Regions from separate parts of the Homo sapiens genome. Here region 2 is linked to region 1. A link is an interaction called in ENCODE POLR2A ChIA-PET data of the cell type or tissue named here. Cell type or tissue: PC-9. All regions are shown on one strand. Each heading gives the region's core, and the rest is flanking DNA. Links, peaks and the distances in the headings are about the cores only. Region 1 overlaps LOC105371082 (a long non-coding RNA gene). Region 2 has its middle 3.8 kb from the start of TXNDC11-AS1.

What was found. ChIA-PET counts read pairs that join two places held together with the same protein. Peaks named below come from ENCODE experiments on the same cell type or tissue, not always from the same donor. Only the 100,000 strongest peaks of a DNase experiment are listed, where the experiment ranks them.
Region 2: POLR2A ChIA-PET joins it to region 1 with 12 read pairs; 2 of 35 experiments call an interaction of 5 or more read pairs at or near these places.

The regions. Positions count from the first base shown.
Region 1 is chr16:11,332,443-11,335,355 of GRCh38, reverse strand. The region is part of intron 1 of LOC105371082 (a long non-coding RNA gene); the gene reads right to left. Among named protein-coding and RNA genes, the nearest start is that of RMI2, 12 kb to the left of the region's middle. In PC-9, for the core only: no CTCF peak of the experiment used is centred there; a DNase peak (open chromatin) is centred at 1,435; H3K27ac peaks cover 521 bases.
Region 2 is chr16:11,745,340-11,748,252 of GRCh38, reverse strand. No RefSeq gene overlaps it. Among named protein-coding and RNA genes, the nearest start is that of TXNDC11-AS1, 3.8 kb to the right of the region's middle. In PC-9, for the core only: no CTCF peak of the experiment used is centred there; no DNase peak of the experiment used is centred there.

The DNA.
Region 1 (2,913 bases), core at 220-2,719:
GACATTTCTCCAAAGAAGGTATATGGTATGGTTCGGATGTTTTTTTTCCTCCAAATCTCATGTTGAAATGTGACATCATTCCAGTGTTGGAGGTTGGGCCTAGTGGGAGGTGTCTGGGTTATGGGGGCGGATCTCTCATGAACAGCTTGGTGCTGTCCTTGCAGCAATGAGGTCTCACTCTATGAGTTCATCTGAGGTCTAGTTGTTTAAAAGAACCCAGCACCTCCTCCCTTCTCTCTCACCACATGACATGCCTGCTCCCGCTCTGCCTTCTACCAAGAGTAAAAGCTTCCTGAGGCCTCACCAGAATCCGAACAGATACTGGTGCCATGCTTGTACAGCCTGCAGAACTGTGAGCCAAATAAACCTCTTTTCTTTTTTTTTTTATTTTTCGAGACAGGGTCTCACTCTGTCACCCATGCTAGAGTGCAATGGTGTGATCATAGCTCACTGCAGCCTCAGTCTCCCAGACTCAAGTGATCCTCCCACCTTAGCTGCCCAAGTAGCTGGGACTACAGGTGCACGCCACCTCATTTTTGGTAGCTAACTTTTTGTTTTTATTTATAATAGAGACAAGGTCTCGCTGTGTTGCCCAGGCTGGTCTCGAATTCCTAAGCTCAAGTAATCTTCCCACCTTAGCCTCCCGAAGTGCTGGGATTACAGGCATGAGCCACCGCGCCCAGCCCTCTTTTCTTTTCTTTCTTTCTGAGAGGGAGTCTCGCTCTGTCACCCAGGCTGTAGTGCACTGTCTTGACTGCCTCAGCCTCCGGAGTTGCTGGGACTACAGGCACGCACCACCATACCCAGCTAATTTTTGTATTTTTAGTAGAGACGAGGTTTTACCATGTTGGCCAGGTTGGTCTTGAACTCCTGACCTCAAGTGATCTACCCACCTTGGCCTCCCAAAGTGCTGGGGTTATACGTGTGAGCCACTGCGCCCGAACCTCTTTTCTTTATGAGTTACTTAGCCTCAGGTATTCCTTTATAGCAACAAAAGTGGACTAACACCATATACAAAAGCCAGTGAACACATGAAAAGATGCTCAATATCATTAGTCACTAGGGAAATGCAAAAAAGCACTAAGCTGAATTCGAACCTGGGTCTGCCTGACTCCACAGACCTGGGCTCCTGGGTCTGCTCCCTTCCTGTCCCCACACCTGTCCACACCTTCTAAGGGCCACTCTAGGGAGCTGAAGCAGCCAGGCCTCCCAGGAGTGTCATGGCCATGGTGGGGCTGGAGATGATGAGATTCAGTCTTGGTGAAATCTAAAAACTCGATGGCCAGTATCCCTACACAAACAGTCCTGGTCTGTCTGGGGTTGCTGCTGGATCCCAAAACAATGCCTGGGGCATAGCTGTTCAGTACATATTTACTGAATGAATGGACGAATGACAGGGTTATGGCTTGAGAAGAGTAACAAGTCAGGTTCCCAGGGAAGCCCACGGACGAGTGAGCAGGTTTATTGGGGAGTGCTCTTGGAGGCAGCACCTGCGTGGGAGTGAGGTCAGCAGGACCAGGCAGAGGAGTTGAGCTGCGATGCAGATGCAGTCGCAACAAAGGCCTCAGTCATCCCTGGGGAAAGTTCTGGAGCTCAAGTAGCACAGCAGAGCTGTCCTGCCTGGGGAAAAGGGGGCCGGGCTTTTGTACTCCATATTCACCAGTCTTTGGAGGTGTGCTGACCCGTGGGGTAGGGGGTCTAGGGGGCCATGCCCAGAGAGGGACTCAGCTGGGCACAAACCATCAGCCACCAGCTCTCCCAGCAGCTGGGGAGTGACTGCCTCTGTGTAGAAGGGGGACCCGGGCACACACCAGTGTCCACTACAGCAGGCATTTGGTCCTCTCTCTCCTTGGGCTCAGTTTAACTCAGCTGCATGTAGTTACCACCAACATCCATTCATTCATTCAACAAACATGTGGTAAGCACCTACTATATGCCAGATGCCATGCCAGCCCGTGGCTATGGAAACGTACACGGCAGATGCAGCCCCTGCCAAAGGAAGCAATAGTCAAGTGGGGCGACAGACACAGAAACAGACACCACAAGATCACATCACTGCTTTCATCTCCTACTCACTGCTTTGCTGTTCGTAGACATGCCAGGTAAGCTGCCTCAGGACCTTTGCTCATACCGCATCTTTGATATCCATTGTATAACTGATACTGACAGCTCGTCTCAACTCATATTAAGCCACCATTCAAGTGCTCAGTCACCCCATGTGGCTTGTGGCTTCTGTATTACAGCAGCTCTGAGTCGGGGAAGGCAGGGGCTTTTTTCTGTTGGCTACAGGTCCCTGGACATGAATTATCCACATTTTCCTCGACTTTTCAATAAACCAAGAAGGAGACCTGCTCCGTCACTGGCAGGACTGTGCACTCCCTGTGGAAACATCTGTTTGCAGCCCCCCACCATGTCCTTGTCATTAATTTCATTAAAAATTATCTTAAGATAGAGTCTTGCTCTGTGGCCCAAGCTGGAGTGCAGTGGCATGATCATAGCTCACTGCAGCCTCGACTTCCTGGGCCCAGGTAGTCCTCCTGCCTCAGCCTACTGAGTAGCAGGGACCACAGCTGCATGCCACCACACCTGGCTAATTTTTAAATTATTTGTAAACATGGGGTCATCACTAGCTGCCCAGACTCGTCTCAAACTCTGGGGCTCAAGCGATCCTCCTTCCCTACTCTCCCAAAGTGCTGAGATTACAGGTTTGAGCCACTGCGCCTGGCGAAAGTTAGCTTTAATTCAGCACTTACTGTGTGCCTGACACTGTTTTAAGTCTTTGCATAAATTATCTTTTTTTTTGGGGGGGGGCGGACAGAGTATCGCTCTTGTCGCCCAGGCTGGAGTGCAATGGCGCAATCTTGGCTCACTGCAACCTCCTTGTTCCGGGTTCAAGCAATTCTCCTGCCTCAG
Region 2 (2,913 bases), core at 313-2,812, 410 kb before region 1:
CCATTTGTAAGCATACAATTCGGTGGTGTTTAGCATAGCATATTCACAATGTTGTGCTATCGTCACCACAATCAATTCTAGAATATTTTCATTCCCTAAATAAAGCCCACACGCCTTAGCCATCACTCCCAGAATCTACACACTTGTCCTGCCTCTCAAACTGTGGACATCCATTAACCTGCCTTCTGTCTCCAGGGATTCTCCTGTCCTAGACATTTCGTATAAATGGAATCATAATATGTGGCCTTTTACGACTGGCTTCTTTCCTTAGCATAATTCTCCAGTGCTCACCTGTGTCGTGGCATGTATCAGTACTTCATTACTTTTTTTTTTTGACATGGAGTTTCGCTCGTCTCCCAGGCTGAAGTGCAGTGGCGCAATCTTGGCTCACTGCAACCTCTGTATCCTGGGTTCAAGCAATTCTCCTGCCTCAGCCTCCCGAGTAGCTGGGATTACAGGCATACACCACCATGCCCAGCTAATTTTTTTGTATTTTTGGTAGAGACGGGGGTTTCACCATGTTAGTCAGGCTGGTCTTGAACTCCTGACCTCAGGTGATCCACCTGCCTTGGCCTCCCAAAGTGCTGGGATTACAGGCATGAGCCACCGTGTCCGGTGGTGCTTCATTACTTTTTATAGCCACATAATACTCTACTGTTTGGATGGATCACATTTTTAAAATATCCATTCATCGGTTGATGGACATTTGGGTTGTTTCTGCTTTTTGGCTATTGTGAATATCAACAGTGCTCTGCAAGAGTTGTGACCTCAGTTTTGTTTGGCTGTAGTGAGCTGTCGCATCTGCCCTGAAGGTGTGGAAGCTGCAGGTGAATCTTTCCTACCCTCAGGGACCCCTTCTCTGCACAGTGCTCCCACCCTGTGACTGAGGTGCCCTGGGCAGGGGGCTGCTGCCCAGAGGTGCCCACCCCTCTCCATCACTCACCCTTCCTGGAGCTTCCTATCCTGTGAGGACTGTTTGCATAGAGCCCCCAACCTTTGTTTTGATTTAGTTCCAGGTACCTGCACCAATTGGGAAACTGAAGGAGAGCAGTTAGGGCAGATTTGAAATATTCTTTTTCTTTTTGGTTTTTTTAGAGACAGGGTCTTGCTCTGTCCCCCAGGCTGGAGTACAGTGGCACAACCTTAGCTCACTGTATCACTGTAGCCTCAACCTTCTGGGCTCAAGTGATCCTCCTGCCTAAGCCCTCCAAGTAGCTAGGACTACAGGCATGCACTACCATGCCCAGCTAATGTTTTTTGTATTTTATTTTTTGTAGAGTTGACATCTCACTATGTTGCCCAGGCTGATCTCCAACTCCTGGACTTAAGCAATCCTCTCACCTTAGCCTCCCAAAGTGCTGGGATTACAGGTGAGAATTACCGCGCCTGATGCCTCAAGAACATTCTTTAGCTGGCCTGGGGAGATGAGAATATACACTGCTTTATCTGATGCAAGGGATGAATGCCCATTTCTAGAAAGCCCATTCTGTGGTGATGATACAGTCTCCAAGAACAGAAACACCACTGTCCAGAGTACCCAGGCCAAGGGCCTGCCCTTTTCTTCTGCATAATCTGCTATCTTGTGTTGTTAGGCATGTCCTGTTTTGTAAGTAAAAGCTTGCAAGCTTTCAAAATTAATAAGCACTGCCAACATGGTGAAACCCCATCTCTACTAAAAACACAAAAATTAGGCTGGATGTGGTGGCTCACGCCTGTAATCCCAGGACTTTGGGAGGCTGAGGTGGGCAGATCACCTGAGGTTGGGAGTTTGAGACCAGCCTGACCAACATGGAGAAACCCCGTCTCTACTAAAAATACAAAACTAGCCAGGTGTGGTGGCATGTGCCTGTAATCCCAGCTACTCGGGGAGACTGAGGCAGGAGAATCGCTTGAACCCAGGAGGCGGAGGTTGCGGTGAGCCGAGGTCGTGCCATTGCACTCCAGCCTGGGCAACAAGAGTGAAACTCCGTCTCAAGAAAAAAAAAATCCAAAAATTAGCTGGGCATGGTGGTGTACATCTATAGTCCCAGCTACTTGGGAGACTGAGGCAGAAGAATCTTTTGAACCTGGGAGGCAGAGGTTGCAGTGAGCTGAGGTTGCACCACTGCACTCCAGCCTGGGCAACAGAGCAAGACTCCGTCTCGGAAAAAAAAAAAAAAAATCAAAATTAATAAGCATTAGTTCTCTCTGGCTGCAAGGAAGGGTTAATATTGAGGAAATACATGGCCATGCATCACAGCGACACGTTCTGAGAAATAACATTGTTAGGTGATACCAGTGTTGTGTGAACATCCATAGCGTACACTCACACAAACCTAGACAGTATAGCCTACTACCACGCCTAGGCTATTGCTATATAGTATATGGTATAGCCTATTGCTCCTAGGCTACAAACCAGTACAGCATGTTACTATACTAAATATCTTAGGCAACTGTAACACAGTGGTATTTGTGTATCTAAATTTACCCAAACATAGAAAAAGTATAGTGGGCCGGGACTGGTGGCTTACGCCTTTAATCCCAACACTTTGGGAGGCCAAGGCAGGCAGATCACTTGAGGTCAGGAGTTCGAGACCAGCCTGGCCACCATGGGAAAACCCCATCACTACAAAAAATACAAAAATTAGCCAGACATGGTGGCACACGCCTGTAATCCCAACTACTTGGGAGGCAGAGGCATGAGAATTGTTTGAACCCAGGAGGTGGAGGTTGTAGTGAGCCAAGATGGTGCCACTGCACTCCAGCCTGGGTGACAGGGCAAGACTCTGTCAAAGAAAAGAAACAGTACAATAAAAACAGTATCATAATTTTCTGGGACCACTGTCACAGCACATGACACATATATATTCCTCTGCCCCATTCCCTCCTCAAACCCCGAGCAACTTGATCTTGGTATAAAAAGTGGCCAAGAGG